Linked DNA regions of Homo sapiens: region 2 is linked to region 1. A link is an interaction called in ENCODE POLR2A ChIA-PET data of the cell type or tissue named here. Cell type or tissue: OCI-LY7. All regions are shown on one strand. Each heading gives the region's core, and the rest is flanking DNA. Links, peaks and the distances in the headings are about the cores only.

The links. Peaks named below come from ENCODE experiments on the same cell type or tissue, not always from the same donor. Only the 100,000 strongest peaks of a DNase experiment are listed, where the experiment ranks them.
Region 2: POLR2A ChIA-PET joins it to region 1 with 13 read pairs; 10 of 35 experiments call an interaction of 5 or more read pairs at or near these places.

Annotation. Positions count from the first base shown.
Region 1 is chr6:42,993,327-43,003,775 of GRCh38, forward strand. All of the region lies in intron 2 of PPP2R5D (protein phosphatase 2 regulatory subunit B'delta), which reads left to right. Among named protein-coding and RNA genes, the nearest start is that of PPP2R5D, 14 kb to the left of the region's middle. In OCI-LY7, for the core only: no CTCF peak of the experiment used is centred there; no DNase peak of the experiment used is centred there.
Region 2 is chr6:43,090,189-43,103,036 of GRCh38, forward strand. The region is part of intron 1 of PTK7 (protein tyrosine kinase 7 (inactive)); the gene reads left to right. Among named protein-coding and RNA genes, the nearest start is that of PTK7, 20 kb to the left of the region's middle. RefSeq lists enhancers at 1-32, 33-627, 5,771-5,870, 6,341-6,410, 6,451-6,540 and 1 more. In OCI-LY7, for the core only: no CTCF peak of the experiment used is centred there; a DNase peak (open chromatin) is centred at 6,483; H3K4me3 peaks cover 1,463 bases; H3K27ac peaks cover 1,320 bases.

The DNA.
Region 1 (10,449 bases), core at 4,924-9,923:
GGGCGTAGTGGTGGCGCACCTGTAATCCCAGCTACTGGGGAGGCTGAGGCTGGAGAATTGCTTGAACCCAGGAGGCGGAGGTTGCAGTGAGAGGAGATCGTGCCATTGCACTCCAGCCTCGGTGACAAGAGGGAAACTCTGTCTCAAAAAACAAAAAACAAACAAAAAAAGAAATACATTCTCTCTCAGCTCTGGAGGCCAAAAGTTGTAAAATTAGTGTCGGCAGGGCCATGTCCTTCTGAGGTTCTAAGGAAGAATCTGTTCCACATCTCTCTCCTAGATTCTGGTGGCTTTTGACAATCTTTGGCATTCCTTGTAGATGCATCACTTTAATCTCTGCCTCTGTCTTCACACAGCATTCTCCTCCATGTGTCTCTGTCTCTGTCCAAATTTTCCTCTTCTAAGGACACCAGTCATATTGGACTTAGGTTTCACCCCAATCCAGTATGATCTCATTTTAACTTGATTACATCTGCAAAGACCCTGTTTCCAAGTAAGGTCACATTCACAGATTCTAGGTGGACATGAATTTGGTGAGGGGAGGGGGTAGGGGACTGGATACTGTGCAACACTATGTACCAGGCACTGTGCTAAGTACTTTGCATACATTGTCTCATTTAACCTTCACAATACTCCCCTGAGATTCCTTTATTATTATTATTCCCATTTCACAGATGAAACTGAGGCTTAGAAATGTTAACTGGGCACAGTGGCTCACGCCTGTAATCCCAGCACTTTGGGAGGCCGAGGAGGGCAGACCACCTGAGGTCAGGAGTTCGAGACTAGCCTGGCCAACATGGTGAAACGCTGTCTCTACTAAAAATACAAAAATTAGCCTGGCATGGTCCAGCTACTTGGGAGACTGAGGCAGGAGAATTGCTTGAACCTGGGAGGTGGAGGTTGCAGTGAGCTGAGATTGTGCCACTGCACTCCAGCTTGGGGGAGAGAGCAAGACTCTTGTCTCAAAAGGAAATGTTAAGTAGCTTTTATTCAGCCAGTAAGGCAGTAAGGCAGAGCTGGAATTCAACCCAGGTCTGTGTGACTCTGGAGTCTCTTGTGGTCTTGAATGAAGTGATACTGCTGGCTCTAAGATTCTAGAAGTGAATCCTAGAATGGAAAGGAGCCTTGGGAGATCAGGTGAGACCCCACTGACCTGCCTCTGCAGGTAAGGGTCTTTCTTGATCTGTCCTTGGAAAAAAAAATTCAATGTCCTCACGCCTGTAATCCCAGCATTTTGGGAGGCCGAGGCGGGCGGATCACCTGAGATTGGGAGTTAGAGACCAGCCTGGCCGACATGGTGAAACCCCATCTCTACTAATAATACAAAAATTAGCTGGGCATGGTGGGGCATGCCTGTAATCCCAGCCTGTTATCCCAGCTACTCGGGAGGCTGAGGCATGAGAATCGTTTGAACCTGGGAGACAGAGGTTGCAGTGAGCCAAGATCACGCCATTGCACTCCAGCCTGGGCAACAAGAGCAAAACTCCATCTCAAAAAAAAAAAAAAAAATTAATGTCATAGACTCCTCTACGTGCTGAGCCCTGTCCTGAGTCTGGGAGTAGGGACAGAGGGAGGAATAAATTTTCCCACACTTCAGCTTGTCCTCTCTGAGGCCAGAGTTGTTACTCTAAAAACCTTCTTGGTCTTATCAGTCCTCTACTTAAAAACCATTTTTGGCATCTCACTGCTTACAAGTTAAAATCCAAACTCACTAGCATGGCACCCTCAACCCCTCTGAGCTGGCCCCACTCTTCTTCTAGCACCAGTCCTGCCTTTGTGTCCCACCGAACTTTTTCTTTCTTTTTTTTTTTTTTTTTTTTTGGAGATAGGGTCTCACTGTGTTCCCCAGGCTGGAGTACAGTGGTACAATCATGGCTCACTGCAGCCTCAACCTCCTGGGGCTCAAGGGATCTTTTCCCCTCAGCCCCCTGAGTAGCTGGGGCTGCAGGCACGAGCCACTGTGCTCAGCTAAGTTTTGTATTTTTTGTAGAGATAGGTTTCTTATTATGTTGCTAAGGCTGGTCTCGAACTCTTGGACCGAAGCAATCCTCCTGCCTTGGCCTCTGAAAGTGCTGGGATTACAGGTGTGAGCCACTGTGCCCTGCCCAACTTCCTATCTTCTGATATGACAACCCCTTTATGACTCAGGGTGCTCACAGATGCAGTTCCACTGGCCCGGACTGCTTTATTTCTCCTGTGTCTTTTTTTGCCTATTAAACTCATGTTTATTCTTTTTTTTTTTTTGAGACGGAGTCTCGCTCTGTCGCCCAGGCTGGAGTGCAGTGGTGTGATCTCAGCTCACTGCAACCCCTGCCTCCCAGGTTCAAGCGATTCTCCTGCCTCAGTCTCCCAAGTAGCTGGGACTACAGGCACTCACCACCACGCCCAACTAATTTTTCTCCTTTTTTTTTTTGGGTCTCACTGTGTTCCCCAGGCTGGAGTACAGTGGTACAATCATGGCTCACTGCAGCCTCAACCTCCTGGGCTCAAGGGATCTTTTCCCCTCAGCCCCGAGTAGCTGGGGCTGCAGGCACGAGCCTGTGAGAGTGAGACAGTGAGACAGTCTCACTGTCGCCCAGGCTGGAGTGCAGTGGCGCCATCTCGGCTCACTGCAGGCTCCGCCCCCCGGGGTTCACGCCATTCTCCTGCCTCAGCCTCCCGAGTAGCTGGGACTTTCTATTTTTTTTTTTTTTTTTTTTAGTAGAAACGAGGTTTCACCATGTTGGCCAGGATGGTCTCGATCACTTGACCTCGTGATCCGCCCGCCTCGGCCTCCCAAAGGGCTGGGATTATAGGCATGAGCCACTGCACCCGGCCATTTAAACTCATGTTTATTTTTTAAGAGCCAAAAAAGGGGCCAGGCGCGGTGGTTCACACCTGTAATCCCAGCACTTTGGGAGGCCGAGGCGGGGCGGATCACGAGGTCAGGAGATTGAGACCATCCTGGCTAACATGGTGAAACCCCGTCTCTACTAAAAAATACAAAAAATTAGCCGGGCGTGGTGGCGGGCGCCTGTAGTCCCAGCTACTCGGGAGGCTGAGGCAGGAGAATGGCTGAAACTGGGAGGCGGAGCTTGCAGTGAGCCGAGATGGCGCCACTGCACTCCAGCCTGGGTGACAGAGCGAGACTCCGTCTCAAAAATAAAAAAAAATAAAAAAAAAATAAGGGCCAAAAAAGAAAAAAAAACAAACAAATCAAAAGCCACCTCTTCAGGGATATCTTCCCTAATTCTTCCAAGCAGAGTTTACAGCTCAGCCTTCTCTGTTCTTGCATTTTCCTTGTTCAGTTAGCTGCATTTGTGTCTGTCCTGCCTAGTGGACTGTGAGCTCTTTGATGGCAAGGGCCATGTCTTAGTCACCTTTTAATCTTTTTTTATGGTATAGAATTTGCATATAAACTTTTAATCTTTAATGCTTAGCATGATGTTTAGTTAATAATTGAAGGAAGGAAAGAATTAAGCAACACTAGATGGAGCTCTGGATGTCACTACTGGAGAGAAGGCCTCTGATTTTTGGGATTTTAAACTAAAATGATCTTCATTTATTAGGCCAGTTAATTCATTATGCAAAAGAGATATAATATTTAATCTTTGCATTTTTTCTGGTAATTGTATGTTTCATCTTTCTCTTATATTAAATACTTTCTATAGTGCTTAAATTATATTGTTATCTCTTTGTTTTTTTATGTATTTATTTTTGAGACAGACTCTTCCTTTGTTGCCCAGGCTGGAGTGTCTTGGCTCACTGCAACCTCTGCCTCCCGGGTTCAAGTGATTTTTGTGTCTCAGCCTCCTGAGTAGCTGGGATTACAGGCGCCCGCTACCACGCCCGGCTAAATTTTGTATTTTTATTTATTTTATTTATTTTTATTTATTTATTTTTTGAGACGGAGTTTCGCTGTTGTTTCCCAGGCTGGAGTGCAATGGCGTGATCTCAGCTCACTGCAACCTCCGCCTCCCGGACTGAAGTGATTTTCCTCCCTCAGCCTCCTGAGTAGCTGGTATTACAGGCATGCACCACCACATCTGGCTAATTTTGTATTTTTAGTAGAGATGGGGTTTCTCCATGCTGGTCAGGCTTGTCTTGAACTCCTGACCTCAGGTGATCTGCCCACCTCAGCCTCCCAAAGTGCTGGGATTACAGGCGTGGGCCACTGTGCCTGGCCGTTTTTATTTTTATTTTTATTTTATTTTATTTTTTGAGATGGAGTTTCGCTCTTGTTGCCCAGGCTGGAGTACAATGGCGCGATCTCAGCTCACTGCAATATCTACCTCCCGGGTTCAAGCAATTCTCCTGCCTCAACCTCCCAAGTAGCTGAGATTACAGGCGCCCGCCACCATGCCCTGCTAATTTTTGTACTAAAAGTACATTTTGTACTAAAAGCTAATTTTGTATTTTTAGTAGAGACAGGGTTTCACCATGTTGGTTAGGCTGGTCTCCAACTCCTGACCTCAGGCGATCCGCCCACCTCAGCCTCCCAAACTGCTGGGATTATAGGGGTGAGCCACCATGCCCAGCCAACTTCTGTATTTTTAGTAGAGACGGGGTTTTGCCATATTGTCCAGGCTGGTCTCGAACTGTTCTCAAGTGATCTGCTGCCTTGGCCTCCCAAAGTGCTGGGGTTACAGACGTGAGCCGCCATGCCAGGCCCCTATCTCTTTATTTATATTTGAATATTTGGGTTTTATTTATATATATATATATATATATATATATATATATATATATATATTTTTTTTTTTTTTTTTTTTTTTTTTTTTTTTTTTGAGACGGAGTCTCACTCTGTCACCCGGGCTGGAGTGCAGTGGTGTGATGCTGGCTCACTGCAACCTCTGCCTCCCGGGTTCAAGCAATGTTCCTGCCTCAGCCTCTTGAGTAGCTGGGAATACAGGTGCGTGCCACCACGCCCAGCTAATTTTTGTATTTTTAGTAAAGATAGGGTTTCACCATGTTGGTCAGGCTGGTCTCAAACTCCTGATCTCGTGATCTGCCTGCCTCGGCCTCCCAAAGTTCTGGGATTACAGGCATGAGCCACTGTGCCCAGCGTGGGTTTAATTATTAATGATGGCCGTGTTCGGAATAGGCTGGACCAGGATAGGTTCAGAGTAGGCACGTTTAGTTGGAATTTTCTGAGTATGAGTGTCGTGTGGAAATTCACAGTGCCACTTGATTGCTGGAGGCCTGAATCTAGGAAGGCTTCTTGGAGTATGGATCCTGTTGAGAGTTTGGAAGTGAAAGTAGTAGTACTTCAGGCAGAAGAGATGGCCTCTATGGAGTCCCAGAAGTGAGGGCCAGGTATGGTGGCTCACACCTGTAATCCCAGCACTTTGGGAGGCTGAGGCGGGTGGATTGCTTGAGCTCCAGAGTTTGAGACCAGCCTGGGCAACATGGTGAAACCCTGTCTCTACAAAAACTACAGAAAAGTAGGCCAGGCACGGTGGCTCACGCCTGTAATCCCAGCACTTTGGGAGGCTGAGGCAGGCAGATCACTTGAGGTCAGGAGTTCGAGACCAGCCTGGCCAACATGGTGAAACCCCGTCTCTACTGAAAATACAAAAATTAGCCAGGCCTAGTGGTGCACGCCTGTAATCCCAGCTACTCAGGAGGCTCAGGCAGGCGAATCGTTTGAGCCTGGGAGGCAGAGGTTGCAGTGAGCTGAGATTGCACCACTGCACTTCAGCCTGGGTGGCAGAGTGAGACCCTGTCTCAAAATAAATAAATAAATAGAGTCCCGAAGTGAAACTGGGCAGGACAAAGTAGCGAGTAGAGGACAGATTGGCCAAGTTGCCTTTGGTCAGTGTCCACCCCTGCTTTGATGGCTGCAGAAGCTTCTCAGGGGACTCACTTGCCTTCTACCCCCAACCCAGGTGAATGCACAAGTTAGTGGCTGGGGCTTTTAAGAGAAATGGTTGAATGCCCATGAGTAGTTGACATATCCCCCACCTCCCTCTGACATGCATGTTTCCTAGTGAAGGGTGAATAGACAGCGGATACCTCATTGGGGCTTGGCAGCCAGGGGCTTCGCTGGCAGAAACAGCTGTCTCTCAGATGCTTCTTGTGTCTGGATCTTGGGAGCCAATGGTCCTTATAAACCAGGGCAGCTCAGTGGGGTAGGGGGCAGGGCAGACTAAGCCCATTCAGCTGCTCTCCAGCCACTCTAGCCTTCAATAACACAATGCTAGTGTAGAAAAGACCTTAGATATCAGCTCATTGGGTGGTTTTTATTTTGTTTCATTTGTTTTGTTTTGTTTTTTTCTGAGATGGAGTCTTATTCTGTTGCCCAGGCTGGATTGCAGTGGCACGATTTCGGCTCACTGCAACCTCTGTCTCCCAGGTTCAAGTGATTCTCCCACCTCAGCCTCCTGAGTAGCTCGGATTACAGGCCCCCACCATCACGCCTGGCTAATTTTTTGTATTTTTAGTAGAGATAGGGTTTTGCTATGTTGGCCAGGCTGGTCTCCTGACCTCAGGTGATCTGCCCGCCTCGGCCTCCCAAAGAGCTGGGATTGCAGGCATAAGCCACCATGCCTGGCCATTGGTGGAGCATAAGACCCCCTGTTCTCTCTAAACCTTACCGGAATAATCGTTGGGAAACCACTGATCTAGTCCTGCCACCTCTTTTTTTTTGAGATGGAGTCTTGCTCTGTCGCCCATGCTAGAGTGCAGTGGCGTGAGCTCGGCTCACTGCAACCTCCGCCTCCCAGGTTCAAGCGATTCTCCTGCCTCAGCCTCCGGAATAGCTGGGATTACAGGCGCCCGCCACCACGCCCAGCTAATTTTTGTATTTTTAGTAGAGACGGGGTTTCACCATGTTGGCCAGGCTGGTCTCGAACTCCTGACCTCCTGATCTAGCCACCTTGGCCTGCCAAAGTGCTGGGATTACAGGCGTGAGCCACCACGTCTGGCCACCTTTTTTTTTTTTTTTTTTTGAGATAGAGTCTTGCTCTGAATCCCAAGCTGCAGTGCAGTAGTGTGATTTTGGCTCACTGCATCCTCTGCCTCCTGGGTTCAAGCAATTCTCCCATCTCAGCCTCCTGAGTAGCTGGGGCTACAGGCGTGCACCACCACACCCAGCTAATTGTTTTTTTGCATTTTTAGTAGACTCAGGGTTTCACCATGTTGGTCAGGCTGGTCTTGAACTCCTGACCTCAAGTGATCCACCCGCCTTGGCCTCCAAAAGTGCTAGGATTACAGGCATGAGCCACCGTGCCTGGCTACCTTCTTGTTAGCAGAAAACATTGAGGCCTTCCTTTTCCCTTTCTGGGAAGAATGCCCCTCTCTGGCTGCCTCCTCAGTGTGAGGTGTGTGGAAGTACAGGGTGTCTGCATCTTACCTGGAAGGATGGAGTCTTGTTGTCAGGTTGGCACTGAGCCCCTCACCCTAGTATCACTGATGTTTCTCCTTCAGACTCTGCTCCTAATGCTGTATAGCCCCCTGTTCTGAGGATTCCTGAGTTGGGGCAGGAGAGGAAGAGTCTGTGGGGAGGAGCCTGGGCAGGACCTGAGAGCTTTGGCTCCTGGTCAACCAACCAACCAAACCTTCATTGAATTCCTATTAGGTGTTAGTGCTGGGGGCACCCAGAGGGGTACAAACAGGGTCCTGGCTTTCAAAGGACTTGCCATCTAGTTAGGGGAATGACACATGAAGAGACTAAGAGGTGTCACTAGGGGGTGAGCAGTCACAGCGCCAAGGGAAGAGACAAGTGGTATCAAAAAGAGGGGGTGACACCCAAGGGCTGGAAAGATCTGAGAAGACTTTTTGGAAGAAGGTGGGACTTAAACTGAGTCTTGGAAGATGCAGTGATTTCCTAGGTTCCTGATTTTCTTCCTTTTCTTTTTCTTTTTTGAGACAGAGTTTCACTCTTGTTACCTAGGGTGGAGTGCAATGACATGATCTCAGCTCATTGCCAAGATCAAGCAATTCTCCTGCCTCAGCCTCCCGAGTAGCTGGGATTATAGGCATGCGCCACCTCGCCCGGCTAACTGTATTTTTAGTTGAGTTGGGGTTTCTCCATGTTGGTCAGGCTGGTCTTGAACTCCCAACCTCAGGTGATCCACCTGCCTCGGCCTCCCAAAGTGCTGGGATTGCAGGCATGAGCCACTGTGCCCGGCCAGGATCCCCCATTTTTAAATGAGGATAATGGACTCAACGGAACATTTGAGTTGTGCTAGCATAGGAAGGAGATTCTAGGCTGCATTCCTAAAACCTGGATATGGGAAATAATAGTAATAGTAGTGGTGGTAGTAGAAGGTACCTCTTATAAAATGCTTCTTTAGGGCTGGGCACGGTGGCTCACACCTGTAATCCCAGCACTTTGGGAGGCTGAGGCGGGCGGATCATGAGGTCAGGAGATCGAGATCAGCCTGGCTAACATGGTGAAATTCCGTCTCTACTAAAAATACGACAAAAAATTAGCCGGGCGTGGTGGCACGCACCTGTAATCTCAGCTACTCCGGAGGCTGAGGCAGGAGAATTGCTTGAACCCGGGAGGCAGAGGTTGCAGTGAGCTGAGATTGCGCCACTGCACTCCAGCCGGGTGACAGAGCCAGACTCTGTCTCAAAAAAAAAAAAATGCTTCTTTAGTGCGTGACAGAGCCAGACTCTGTCTCAAAAAAAAAAAAAATGCTTCTTTAGTGCGAGGAACTGTTCATCTCTATCCTTACGATAGTGCTATAAGGTAGGTATGGTTGTCATCCCATTTTGTAGATGAGAAAACTGAGGTGCAGACTTTCTGGATATTACTCAGCTAATAAGTGGCGAGCCAGGATTGAACCCAGGCAGGCAGTCTGGCCCAAGGTGTTATTGAGCACCAAGCTCCACAGATAAGGGTTTGGTTGTTCTTTTTTTTTTTTTTTGATTCGGAGTCTCGCCCTATCACCCAGGCTGGGGTGCAATGGCATGATCTCAGCTCACTGCAACCTCTGCCTCCCGAGTTCAAGAGATTCTCCTGCCCCAGCCTCCCGAGTAGCTGAGATTACAGGCACGTGCCACCACGCCCAGCTAATTTTTTGTATCTTTAGTAGAGGCAGGGTTTCACCATGTTGGCCAGGCTGCTCTCAAACTCCTGACCTCGTGATCCGCCCGCCTCTGCCTCTCAAAGAGTTGGGATTACAGGTGTGAGCCACCGTGCCTGGCCTAGTTGTTCTTAAGGCAGGGAAATGGAGGCCTGAGGCAGAGGAGTGTCTGGATACACACCAAGTGCTGGCCCCCAACCTGCTTTTCTCTTACTACCACTTCCCCCACCCCAAGGTGCAACTCATCTGCCATATGTAGAAAGGGAGACCTCAGACCTCCAGATGCCTTGCCATGTCTAATACACGGGACCCACAGGCTGGACCCGGTGCTCCTCTCCTGTTCTCTCATCCCTAGATAGGTGACAAGTCCACATCATTGTTTTTATAAAAAATTCAGAGGATGCAATTAATAACATTTCTGTCTTCCTTCCCTCCCCCACCCCAGAGGATTTCAAGTTCTTCTATTATTATGGTAAGGAGTAAGAGTTTGGGATGGGAGCTGGAGAGGAGCGGGAGATGGCAGGTATGAGGCCAAGAGGTCACCTTTCCCTTTCCCTGTGGTGAGGGTACCCAGCTGGACATGGCCTCTGCCTAGTCCTATTCTAGACTCTGTTTGGGGGCAAGGGCTGTCCTGTGGTTTAGCTTCTTTCCTCTCCCAACAGGGGGCTGCCTGGACAGTCCAGGAGTACCTGTGGGCAGACAGCCCTGCAAATACCTGTATTTAGACTTCTGAAAATGGACTTCATGGGGCTGTAACACCTGTGTCTGGGAGCTATGCCTTTAAAAAGGGATAGCTTTTAGGCTGGGCACGGTGGCTCACACCTGTAATCCCAACACTTTGGGAGGCCGAGGCAGGTGGATTAATTTAGGTCAGGAGTTCAAGACCAGCCTGGCCAACGTGGAGAAACCCCATCTCTACAAAAAATACAAAAAGTAGCTGGCATGGTGGCGGGTGCCTGTAATCCCAGCTACTCGGGAGGCTGAGGCAGGAGAATCACTTGAACCTGGGAGGTGCAGGTTGCAGTGAGCCAACATTCTGCCACTGCACTCCAGCCTGGATGACAGAGCGAGACTCCATCTCAAAAATAAATAAATAAAATAAAAATAAAAAGAGATAATTTTAAAAATTAGCTGCATTTCTCCCATTATAAAAGCAGTATCATACTACACAATGGAAGTAAGGCAGAAAAAAAGCAGTGTCAGCTTGTAGAAAATTTAGAAATGCAGAAGTAATCTAATTCTACTACAGGAGATAGTCATTAACACAGTGGTGGACTTGGGCTTGTTCTTACCTTTTCTGAACCTCGTTTTTGGTTCTGTGCATGTGTTTTAATGTGAGCGAGCTCATTTTGTGTATCTAGTTTTGTACTGTATTTTTTTTTTATGTATGTATGTATGTATTTATTTATTTTTTGAGACGGCGTCTCGCTGTCTC
Region 2 (12,848 bases), core at 3,458-8,457, 95 kb after region 1:
AGCCTTGGTGCAGGTGGCACCGCTCTCTGCCCCTTCCCACTCTGCCTGGATCAAAGGAGCCTCCTCAGGGAGCAGGAAAATACTTCTCCCAATAGCCCCACCAGTGAGTAAACAGCCGGGGCCTCTTGCAGCTTTTGAAGCTGGTGCTTCAGGCCTGGAGGAATGCAGAACATTTCATTTTAGGGGTGGACTTAGGTTTCCACTGCTGTCGGTATTTGCAAATTTGAAACAAATGCCCTCATTTAGCAGCAGGCAGGCTGAGCAGTAAACTGGGGCTGTTTAAGGGCGTTTATGATGGTCACAGGTATTTGTGGAGAGAGGGACCCCAGCAGGTTTGGGAAAAGATAGAGGGTTTATGGTTAGGTGGGTTGTACAAAGACCCTAGCCAGGTCTCCAGTGGAGGTTGTTGTTAGGTGGGCTTTGTCATACAAAGCATTGCTGCCTCCTGCTCCCCCAGGAAGTATCTCCTTCTGGCAGACAAAGGTTTGGGATGGTGTTTATCCTCAGGCTCTGATGCTCAGGGCCTTGTCCCTCCCGCTTGGTTGCCAAAGTATCAGATTTCCAATGAATCCTTCCTTCTTCTACTCCCAGGACCTGAAAGGCTCGTTAAATGTGCTTTATATATAACAAGTTGGCTGAGAGGTTCCCCCCTCACTTCCAGCCAGTTTTGTAAGGAAGGAGCTAGGGAAACCTGTTTTCTTTTTTTTTGTTGTTGTTTCTGGAAGTAGGACCTGTGAAGGTGCACTTGAAGAAAGACCCTGATTTTAGGGATCAGCCAAGTCAGGGTTATTTGCCTCTGATGGGTCAGCCTAACCAAGAAGGATCTGTCTGAAGCCTGGCTGCCCCCTCCTTGCTCCCCGCTTCCCAGGGAAATTCAGAAATCTGTTCAGGAACTGACTTCTGGCTCCACAGCTTACTGGCTGAGAGACCTTAGTTTACTTCACTTCTCTGAGCTTCGGTTTCCTCTTTTTTTTTTTTTTTTTTGTTTTGGAGATGGGGTCTCACTCTGTCGCCCAAGCTGGAGTACAGTGACGTGATCTTGGCTCACTGCAATCTCTGTCTCCTGGGTTCAAGTGACCCTCCTGGCTCAGCCTCCCAACTAGCTGGGACTACAGGCCCACACCACCATGGCTGGCTAATTTTGTATATTTTTGTTTTAGTAGAAATGGGGTTTCACCATGTTGGCCAGTCTGGTCTCCAACTCCTGACCTCAGGTGATCCACCCACCTCGGCCTCTCGAAGTGTTGGGATTACAGGCGTGAGCCACTGCGCCTGGCCGGTTTCCTCTTTTGTAAGATAGGAATAATAATACCAGTCTCGTTAGAGTTCTTGCAAGAGTTGAGTGAGATGGTACTGCATTTCATTAACTCTTAGATGTTTTTTCTTTTCACATTTGCACATCTTTGAAATTGGGATGTAACTTATAATTAATTACGGTAGTCACCCCTTATCTGTGGTTTCATTTTCTGTGGTTTCAGCTACCCATGGTCAAAAAATATTAAATGGAAAATTACAGAAATAAACAACTTACAAGTTTTAAGTTTTATGCCATTCAGAGTAGCATGATAAAATCTCTTGATATCCCACTCCATCCCGCCCAGGACATGAATCATCCCTTTGTCCAGTTTATCGAATGTCAGGGTATCAGATGCTTGGGTTCAAGTAACTCTTTTTTTAATTTATTTTATTTTTGAGATGGAGTCCTGCTCTGTGGCCTAGGCTGGAGTGCAGTGGCGCGATCTCAGCTCACTCCAACCTCCACCTCCCGGGTTCAAGTGATTCTCCTGCCTTAGCCCCCTGAGCAGCTGGGATTACAGGCACGTGTCACTACGCCCAGCTAATTTTTGTATTTTTAGTAGCGATGGGGCTTCACCATGTTGGTCAGGCTGGTCTTGAACTCCTGACCTCGTGATCCACCCACCTCGGCCTCCCAAAGTGCTGGGATTACAGGCGTGAGCCTCTGTGCCCGGCCTACTGTGCCTAATTTATTTATTTGTTTTTTAGAGATATGGTCTTGCTCTGTTGCCCAGGCTGGAATGCAGTGGTGCAATCATGGCTCACTGCAGCCTCGACCTCCTGGGCTCAAGTGATCCTCCCACCTCAGCCTCCCAAGTAGCTGGCACTACAGGTGTGTGCCATCACGCCCAGCTAAATTTTTGTAGGGATAGGCTCTTGCTCTGTTGCCCAGGCTGATCTTGAACTCCTAGACTCAAGCAATCCTCCTACTACCTCAGCCTCCCAAAGTGCTGGGATTACAGATGTCAAGTGCCTAATGTATAAATGAAACTTTATTGTAGGTATGTATATATAGGCATAAAACATAACATTTGGGGGTTGTTACTACCTGAGGTTTTAGGCATCCACTGGGGGGTCATAGAACATATCCCCCCCAGGATTGGGGGGACTACTGTATATAACATTGTGCCTTAGTTCAACTAGTACCACTTTGTCCTCTTGGTGCACATAAATAATGGAGCATCTTCTAAATTCAGTATATGTGAAGGACTTAGTCTGTGATACTGTGAATGCTCAGTAAAAGTTGGCTATAACTGTGATGGTTATCTGTGGAGGTTATAACTGTGATGGTTATCTGTGGAGGTTATAACTGATGGTTATCTGTGGTAGTTATAATTGTGATGGTTATCTGTGGTGGTTATAGCTGTGATGGTTATCTGTGATGGCTATGACTGTGATGCTTATCTGTGATGGTTATAACTGTAATTTACAGGCCTAGTTTTGCTTCCCATCTACCAGTAACTTTCAATAAAACCTGTTTTCCTTTTAGTCTGGCATGTAAATAACAAATGATGCTTAAGGCATAAAGCATCATGCTAAGTATTGTATGCATGTGTGCATGCTGATGGCAGGGGGGCGGGGTGACTTTAAGTCTTTATAAGGCAAGAGATGTTTACAAGAGGAGGTAGGTGTCCCTAACAAGGCAGACAGTCTATCTATTATGGAAAGAATACAGTGACTCTCTAATGATAGGATCTCCTTTTTTTTTTTTTTTTTTTTTTTGAGACGGAGTTTCACTCTTGTTGCCCAGGCTGGAGTGCAACGGCACAATCTCAGCTCACTGCAATCTCCACCTCCCAGGTTCAAGCGATTCTCCTGCCTCAGTCTCCAGAGTAGCTGGGATTACAGGCGCCCACGACCACGCCCGGCTAATTCAAAGTCTCCATTTTGAAAGGCTGAGCTGGGGGACACTGGAGGTTCACTCCAGGAATGGATTGCTGGTAGGTGAATCAAGACAGAATCTGGAGAGAGTGATTAACAAGACAAGGATACAGAGAAGACCAAAGAGAGGCACACAGTAAATGTCAGGAGCTCAGAGGATGGAGACCTGGGTCAGGCAGGCAGGAGACGGACAGGAGATGCTAGCGTTTTCTTCCCCAGCAGCACACTTGTGTGGGGCTGATTCTAACTTTGTGGAGACAGCTGGTTGCCATCCATTCTATTTTGTGCTACCCAAGCATTGCTGAATGCCATTGTCACTGGTAAAGGGTCATGACTGTGAGTGTCTAGGTTCTTTGTGTTTTGAACAAAGAATTGGACAAAACCCCCAGCAAAGCAAAGAAAGAATGAAGCAACAGAAGAACGAAGGCAGGGATTTATTGAAAATGAAAGTACACTCCACAGTGTGGGAGCAGACCCAAGCAGCGGCTTAAGGGCTGGGATACAGAATCTTCCTGGACCCAAATACCCCCTAAAAGTTTCCCACTGGCCACTTCATGCAAATGTCATGCTCCTGTGCAAACATCTCATTGGTTAGAAAAAGCAACCAGTCAGAGGCTAGGGTGAAGTTAAAGTTATACTTCTACGCAAAGGAAGACTGGGCCAGCAGTCAGTCTGATTGGTTGTGGACAGCAACCATTCAGAGGCTGGAGTAAAGTTACAAAGTTGCAAACGAAGACAGGATTCGCACTCAGTATGATTGGCTGCAGACAGCCAATTTCCCATCTGCCTGGCAAAAAAGTTCAAAGGGAGTAGTAGCCTCTGCTCTTTTTGTTACTTAGGCCTGGAAAGTAGATAGGGCTTTCATTTCAATTTAGTTGGAGGACGTCGGTGTGAAACAGCCTTAGATTCCCTGCCTGCAGACCCTGTTCTCCTGCCTCACCAGTTTTCCCCCTTCAGTCACGTTGTAACTTCCCAAAGGCTAAGGAATTCTTTTTTTGGTTGCTTTCTGGTTCATTTGATGGTGGGGTGGTTTGGTTATGGGGTTTATATGGTAGGTGAAGAGACAAAGTTGTGTCCCTTTTGTATGAATATCAAAAGCAAATTTTTTTTTTTTTTTTGAGACGGAGTCCGTCTCGTCGCCCAGGCTGGAGTGCAGTGGCACGATCTCGGCTCACTGCAAGCTCCGCCTCCTGAGTTCACGCCATTCTCCTGCCTCAGCCTCCCGAGTAGCTGGGACTATAGACGCCTGCCACCATGCCTGGCTAATTTTTTATTTTTATTTTTCTGTATTTTTAGTAGAGACGGGGTTTCAGCGTGTTAGCCAGGATGGTCTCGATCTCCTGACCTCGTCATCCGCCCGTCTCTGTCTCCCAAAGTGCTGGGATTACAGGCATGAGCTACTGCGCCCGGCCACAAAATTGTTTTTTAAAATAGATTGCTGGCCAGGCCACGGTGGCTCACCTGAGGTCAGGAGTTCAAGACCAGCCTGACCAACATGGTGAAACCCTGTCTCTACTGAAAATACAAAAATTAGCCAGGCGTGGTTGTGGGCACCTGTAGTCCCAGCTACTTGGGAGGCTGAGATAGGAGAATTGCTTGAACCGGGAGGCGGAGGTTGCAGTGAGCTGAAATCATGCCACTGCGCTCCAGCCTGGGCTACAGAGCGAGACTCTGTCTCAAAATAATAATAATAATAAATAAATAAATAAAAAGGCCGGGCGCAGTGGCTCACGCCTGTAGTCCCAGCACTTTGGGAGGCTGAGGCAGGCGGATCACCTGAGGTAGGGAGTTCGAGACCAGCCTGACCAACATGGAGAAACCCAGTCTCTACTAAAAAAAAAAAAAAAAAAAAAAAAGTTAGCCAGGTGTGGTGGCGCATGCCTGTAATCCCAGCTACTTGAGAGGCTAAGGCAGGAGAATCGCTTGAACCTGGGAGGCGGAGGTTGCAGTGAGCCAAGATTGTGCCATTGCACTCCAGCCTGGGCAACAAGAATGAAACTCTGTCTTAAACAAACAAACAAACCAAAACAACAACAACAAAAAAACCCACAGTAGATTGCTGTGTAGATGCGTGTGTCAAGCCTTCTACCTGTTCACTTCTGTAGGCTTAAGCACTTTACCACATATGGGTTTCGGAAAGCATTCTTTCTGCGTTGTCACTGAGGCCCAGGAAGGAAAGGGGCCAATTTATGGAAGGCAAGAACTTAAGAGTCCCAGGGGCTAGGAGACTCAGCCCCTCGATTAAGGAATGCTCTTCTCCGCTTCGGTTGGCTTCCTATGAGAGTGTTTTGAAGAATAAGGTATTGTATAATAGATGGTGTGCCTTAAATGATGGGGAAGAACAGCATTGAAATGTTCTTCCTGATTGTTTTAAGAAAATTGCAGTGCTCTTTTTCTAAAAGATGGATGTACAGCTAAGGGCATTTTTGATGCAATACAACTTATTTTTGGAGGCCCTCTAAGATACAATGAGAAACTTTTTTCTGTTGGGGAGACTGATCTTGTCTTCATTGTCCTGTGAGGGTTGAAAGGGACCATGGTTTCTTTTAAACCAAGTCAACAAATACTTCAAAGCCCTTTTTATATCTAATGCAGCTACACAGATATGTGTAAGCTCTCAGTAGTCCTGAGTTCAGCCAGTTGCCTAGTTTGGGTCTAATGCCCTCCGATTCCATATTTGTATCCACAACCAAGAAAGCCTAGAGAGAGCCTGCATGGACCTCTGTGGGTCTCCCGCCAGCGGCTGGCCTCTCGGGTGAAGATGTGGCAGCTGAATTAACAGCTGCCTGTTCTGGGCCAGGCCTGCTATCTCAGCCTCGGGGAGAGGTGTTGATCAGGCTGACAGGGCAAGAAATCCCCCTGAGCCTCAGGTTGGAGAGAAATTAGTTAAAAGTTGCTCTCAGACTCCTGAAAAACTGCTTTCAGTTTTTGCTGCCAAAACAGAACTTCGAAAACGGTGTAAATTGGGTTCTTCACACTGTCTCCGTTTTTGTCACTTCCTTGCAGTTGGTGAAGGAGGACCGGGATCCAAGGGAGCTTTGCGGGTTCTCTTTCTGAGTTCCTCTGGAACCTGGCCTCAGGTGAAGGGGAGGTGGGGGTGGGTGGTGACCGGACAAGCCTTTGAGGTGCCTGGAACTAAGCCCCATTCCTTAGATCAAATAAATACCTTTTGTTTTTCCTGCTCACACTTTCCTCTGCCCTGGAGCCAGAGTCATAAAGAGGTGGAGATGTGAAGGTCTGCACCTGGTCGCTGGGGTGGTAGGTGGGATGGAGAGCTTCCCTTGTGCTCTGCACTTCCTGCCTTTTGCTGCTGCCCTGGGTGTGCAGGGGTCTGCCTGGGCTAGCCTGGGCACCTGCGGCTGTGCTGGGCCAGCCTGCCTGCCTGTCCGGTAGGGCCCTGCCTGAGCTGGGCTGTCAGCAAGCTGGTGAAACCGGCTGCACAAAGACGGATTTCACTTCAGGCTAAGTGTTTTGTTGCTGAATCATTTGCATTCATTAAAAGTAGTGAAGGGTGAGTGATATTTAAGGCAACATGACCAGTTTGCTGGGGGCCTGGAGGCCGCTGCCTTAGAACCTCATTAAGAATTCTTGGGGCCGTGGAGAGCAAGGGAGCAGCTCATTCAAAGCTTGCTTAACTTTTGACTGCCTTGGGCATAGGCCAGCTACTAAAATATGAAAAATGTTTGCCCAGCAGCCCCCAGAGCTTGGCCAGACTGCCCTGGCCAAAGAAAACACACACTTACAATTCATTATTTAGCCTCCTCCTGCGCGGTTGCTTGCATTTCTTCCTCTCCAGGGACCTTGCTGAGTTGGGGGCACCAGGTTGGGTGGGGGGCAGGAAGGCCCCTGCATCTTTTAAAGGGAAGCTAAACCTGAAGCCGGTGCTGTCTGTACTCCCTCACCCCATCCTGCCCCCACTTCCCTGGTTTATTTCACCAGTGCCCTACTGGTGGACTTCAGGTTTGTTTCAGAGGGTTTCCTATTTTAAACAATGCCACCACAAATATCCTTGTACCTGTCTTTGTCCTTGTGCTTGTATATCTGTAGGACAAATTCCTGGAAGTGGAGTTGCTCTGTCAAAGGATATGAACGTGTCAAAATTACATAGACGATTTTGTATTTGTTATTTTTGTGGAGAGGGAGATTATAGCTTTCATCAGATTCTTAACAGGTCTATGACCAAAAAAGTTTCTGAATCACTGCTCTGCAGTGGGCCTGTGAAATTTGCACAGGATAATCTATAAATATTGGTAAACATAGTTCAAATGCGGGGCATTGCTGGGTTGACCAGATAATTTGTCATCCAAACATCCCCACCTCCATGATTACTAAATATGCCGAGATGGCCAGATAACCCAGGGTTGTTCAGGTAACTGGCAGTGTGGGAGCCCAGTGCCCACTGGAAATCTTATCCCTGATCTCTGAGACTGTGTTCTCTGTTCACCACCAGTTAGCGCTGAATTAGCTGCTGCTTTCTGTTTTCCATTTTATCAGGTATGTTCTTTTTGTTGCCTACAACTCGATGGTAAGGTTGATCCAGTGGGTCAAAGTCTTGTCCTTGGTTTTCCCACACAGCCTAACCCTGCCTCAGCTGCCCAGTGGTAGCTCAAGACGTTTTTGGATTCCAAAGACCAGAATTCAGTTGAACTTTTCTGAACTGTGTTTATTCATCTGTAGAATGGAAATGATAATATCCGCCTCATGGGTTACGGTGAGGGGGTGAGGGTCTAGTGAGGTGTGTGTTGCAAGGGTTGCTGTTGTGGGAAGTGAGCTTGAGAGACATTCAGCATGAGCCCCCAACTCCTCCTCAACATGGACTTTGGGGGCCCTTAAGGCACTGCTTGCTGCCTAGCTTTGTTTATTCTTCTTCTCCATTGGTTAGTATGCCCTTCACTGCTCTCAAATCTATTCCCTCTCCTTTAATTGCCTAGTCCTGGGCTTAGTTCACGTCCTGTCATTTCTCTCTTGGAATGCTGCTGGAAAAAAGAAGCAAACTTTTTTTTTTTTTTTGAGACAGCCTCGCTCTGTCGCCCAGGCTGGAGTGTAGTGGTGCAATTTCAGCTCACTGCAACCTCTTCCTCCTGGGTTCAAGCAATTCTTCTGCCTCAGCCTCCCAAGTAGCTGGGATTACAGGCGCCTGCCACCATGCCTGGCTAATTTTTGCATTTTTAGTAGAGATGGGGTTTTGCCGTGTTGTCTAGGCTGGTCTCGAACTCCTGACCTCAGGTGATCCACCCGCCTCAGCCTCCCAAAGTGTTAGGATTACAGGAGTGAGCCACCGCGTCCTGCCAAGTCAAGATTTTTTAAAAGTAGTAAACGGTATGCTACTAGAATTGAAAAGCAAGAAATATGCTTTGCAGATCATAAGAGGTGAAGAAACTAAATAAAATCATATTTACAACAAAGGAAGCATTATAATATTAAAATGTGAAACAGATAAAAGCAAAGACAGATATATCAGTCATGATGATAAATTTCAGTGGAATAAGTCTCCAACTGAAATGGAGTTTAGATTGAATAAGAAAGTTTCATGTTCTTTACATAATACAAACCTAAAATAATGGCAAAGTTTGTTTTATTCTTTTTTCTAACTTTAGGCCAATAGATTAATTTATTTTCATTTATTTCAGTCTCATTTTTTAGGAAATAATTTACGATTATTAATTTTCTTTTGAATACAACTTTGAAATTAATAAATTTGAAATTAAAAATATAAAATAGATAAGTCATTTAGGATCCAGTACTTAAAAAAAAAAGGAAAAAAAATGTGACTTTGGCAATTCTAATGTAGAAAAATAAAAGGACAATAGGTAAAACAAAGAAAAAAAAAGAGGCTTTAATTTCATTCATAGCTTCCCAACTATTTTTCCTTTTTTTTTTTTTTTGAGATAGGGTCTCACTCTGTCACCCAGACTGGAGTGCAGTGGCACAATCATGGCTCATTGCAGCCTCGACTTCCCAGACTCAAGCAATCCTCCCACCTCAGCCTCCTGAGTAGCTGGGACTACAGGCAAGCACCACCATGCCTGGCTAATTAAAAAAATTTTTTTATAGAGTCAGGGTATCACCATGTTGCCCAGGCTGGTCTCAAACTCCTGAACTCCAGCAGTCTGCCCAAAGTGATGGGATTACAGCCATGAGCCACTGCGCCTGGCCCACAGCTATTTCTTGAGTACATTCTAGGTACCCAGTAGGTACTAGGGATATAGATAGAGCAGGGAATGGGATGAAAAAATTCACTGTCCCCAGAGAGCTTACCATTTAACAGAGGGCTACCATTTAAGGAAATGTATACTAATAATTAGATTTGTGATCATTGTGATAGGAAAATATTTTAATATTTATCGGGGTTACCATGTTTGGTGCTATGCTAATAAATCTGTGCCAGGGAAATATAATGACTGAAATTTATTAAAGAATCTGGCTGGGGGTGGTGGCTTACACTTGTAATGCCAGCACTTTTGGAGGCCGAGGCAGGCAGATCACTTGAGTGCAGGAGTTCGAGACCAGCTTTTGAGACTCCATCTCTTTTTTTTTCTGAAATGGAGTTTCACTCTTGTTGCCCAGGCTGGAATGCAATGGCACGATTCTCCTGCCTCAGCCTCCCAGGTGTCTGGGATTACAGGCATGTGCCACCACGCTTGGCTAGTTTTTTGTATTTTTAGTAGAGATTTAGGGATTACAGCTGTGAACCACTGCACCTGGCCTGAGACCCTGTCTCTTAAAAAAAAATCATGACTGGGCATAGTGTCTCAGGCCTGTAATCCCAGTACTTTGGGAGGCTGAGACGGGCGGATCACGAGGTCAAGAGATGGAGACCATCCTGGTTAACACAGTGAAACCCCGTCTCTACTAAAAATATGAAAAATTAGCTGGGCGTGGTGGCGGGTGCCTATAGTCCCAGCTACTCAGGAGGCTGAGGCAGGAGAATGGTGTGAACCCAGGAGGCGGAGCCTGCAGTGAGCTGAGATCACACCACTGCACTCCAGCCTGGGTGACAGAGCGAGACTCCATCTCAAAAAAAAAAAAAAATCATTAGGGTTTTTTTAAAAAAAAATGATAGACATTACTACTTGTAACTTTTTTTTTAGTCATATTTGAAAAAGTAGAAAATTGAACTGTAATTTGATTTTTTTCAAAGATGTCTGTTAAATCTGTTTTGATTTTATATGCATTTTTGTCTTTATAGTTTAAAACTGATTTTTTTGGGAATACAGCTGAAGTTCCCAAATACTTTATAGGAGTTTATGAGATATCTTTAATTTGGCCGTGTCCAATTTATATAATTTCCAAAATACTGCAGATTGTGAACAGGGCATTATACAAGATCACGGGGGAAATCCTATATTCAGAGTACTCTACAAATTTGTGTGTATGTGTTTGTGTGGTTACCAGAGAACTACCAAAAACCAACTGCTTTTTAAATCCTGCTGTGTAGTTCAAGTGTCTTGCCTTGACCAATCTAATGAGTTGATTAGCTGGTCCTTAATACTTAACTAAATGAAAAACTAAGCAGATGTGAAAAAAAAAATTAAAATGACTGGATAGACAGTAACTCTTAAAAACGATTGAAAGATAGTTGTATCACTGGGTGCGGTGGCTCACGCCTGTAATCCCAGCACTTTGGGAGGCCGAGGCGGGCAGATCACTTGAGGTCCAGAGTTCGAGACCAGCCTGATCAACATGGAGAAACCCCGTCTCTACTAAAAATACAAAATTAGCCGGGCATGGTGGCGCATGCCTGTAATCCCAGCTACTCCGGAAGCTTGAACCCGGGAGGCGGAGGTTGCTGTGAGCTGAGATCGCACCATTGCACTCCAGCCTGGGCAACAAGAGCGAAGCTCTGTCTCAAAAAAAAAAAAAGAAAGAAAGAAAGAAAGAGGCTGGGCGCGGTGGAAAGAAAGAGGCTGGGCGCGGTGGCTCACGCCTGTAATCCCAGCACTTTAGGAGGCAGAGGCGGGCGGATCACAAGGTCAGGAGATTGAGACCATCCTGGCTAACATGGTGAAACTCTGTCTCTACTAAAAATACAAAAAATTAGCCGGGCGTGGTGGTGGGCACCTGTAGTCCTAGCTACTCGGGAAGCTGAGGCATGAGAATGGCATGAACCCGGGAGGCAGAGCTGGCAGTGTGCTGAGATTGCGCCACTGCACTCCAGCCTGGGTCACAGAGCAAGACTCCGTCTCAAAAAAAAAAATAAAAAAAAAAAGAAAGATAGTTGTATCAAATAGTTTTGAGGGAAAATTTTGAAAAATGTTGAAGAAGTAGAGCCTGTAAATGCTTTGTAGAGACTGTCACAGAGCCAAGGAACAGATGGACAACAGCCTGTGTGTGTCACAAAGTTGATATAGCTTTGTTCTCAAATGCTGACAGTGCAGAAAACCACACTACTTAGAAACGTTGGTGTAAAAGTCTAATATAGAATACTTGAAAATTAAATCTAACACTATGATAAACGGTAATGTGCCATAAACAAGTAAAGGATGTATTCCCAAAAATGCATGGGTGGCTTACCCTTTATAACTCATCAACATAAGACGTCAGAGGTGGCTGGGCGTGGTGGTTCACGCCTGTAATCCCAGCACTTTGGGAGGCCGAGGCGGGCAGATCATCTGAGGTCAGGAGTTTGAGACCAGCCTGGCCAACATGGTGAGACCCCGTTTCTACTAAAAAAAATACAGAGTGCCACTTGACCCTCTGTGTCTTGCAGTTGATTGGTGTGCTTGCCTCCAACTCTGGAGGTGGGTGGTTCCAGCCCGTTCTTGGGAGCATCTCTTGGCCAGGTGAGGTGGCTCATGCCTGTAATCCCAGCACTTTGGGAGGCCGAGGTGGGCGGATCACCTGAGGTCAGGAGTTTGAGACCAGCCCGACCAATACAGTGAAACCCCATCTCTACTAAAAACCCAAAAATTAGCTGGGCATGGTGGCGGGCGCCTGTAGTCCCAGCTACTTGGGAGGCTTAGACAGGAGAATTGCTTGAACCCGGGAGATGGAGGTTGCAGTGAGCCAAGGCCGTGCCACTGCACTCCAGCTTGGGCAACAGAGCAAGACTCTGTCTCAAAGAAAAAAAAAAATTAGCCGGTTGTGTTGGCGGGTCCCTGTAATACCAGCTACTTGGGAGACTGGGGCAGGAGAATTGCTTAAACCCAGGAAGTGGAGGTTGCGGTGCATTGAGATCCTACCACTGCATTCCAGCCTGGGCAACAGAGCAAGACTTTGTTCCCCCTACCCCACCAAAAAAAAACCAAAAAAAAACAAACCAACCGCAAAGGTGTCACACAATTCTCTCAATAGAGGCAAAAATGACACTAGATATAAATTAACATCCATTTCTGATTAAAAAAACAAACATAGCCATCATTATACTTAAAAATGAAATACAATGCTATTTGCATTAAAATGAAGTTACTAAATTAAAATAATAAAGTCACTACTATTTATTATTATTTTAGCTGAAATAATGCTATAAGAAAGAATATAGCCAGGTGGCGTGTACCCATCGTCCCAGCTAGTTGGGAGGCTGAGGTGGGAGGATTGCAGCTTGGACAACTAAGCAAGACCCTGTCACTTACAGGAAAAAAAAAGACTGAAAGTCTAAATAAAGTTCATGTTTTTTGCAGAGGTACCTTTTTTACATGGGAAACCCAATTATCAACTGAAAAACTACTACA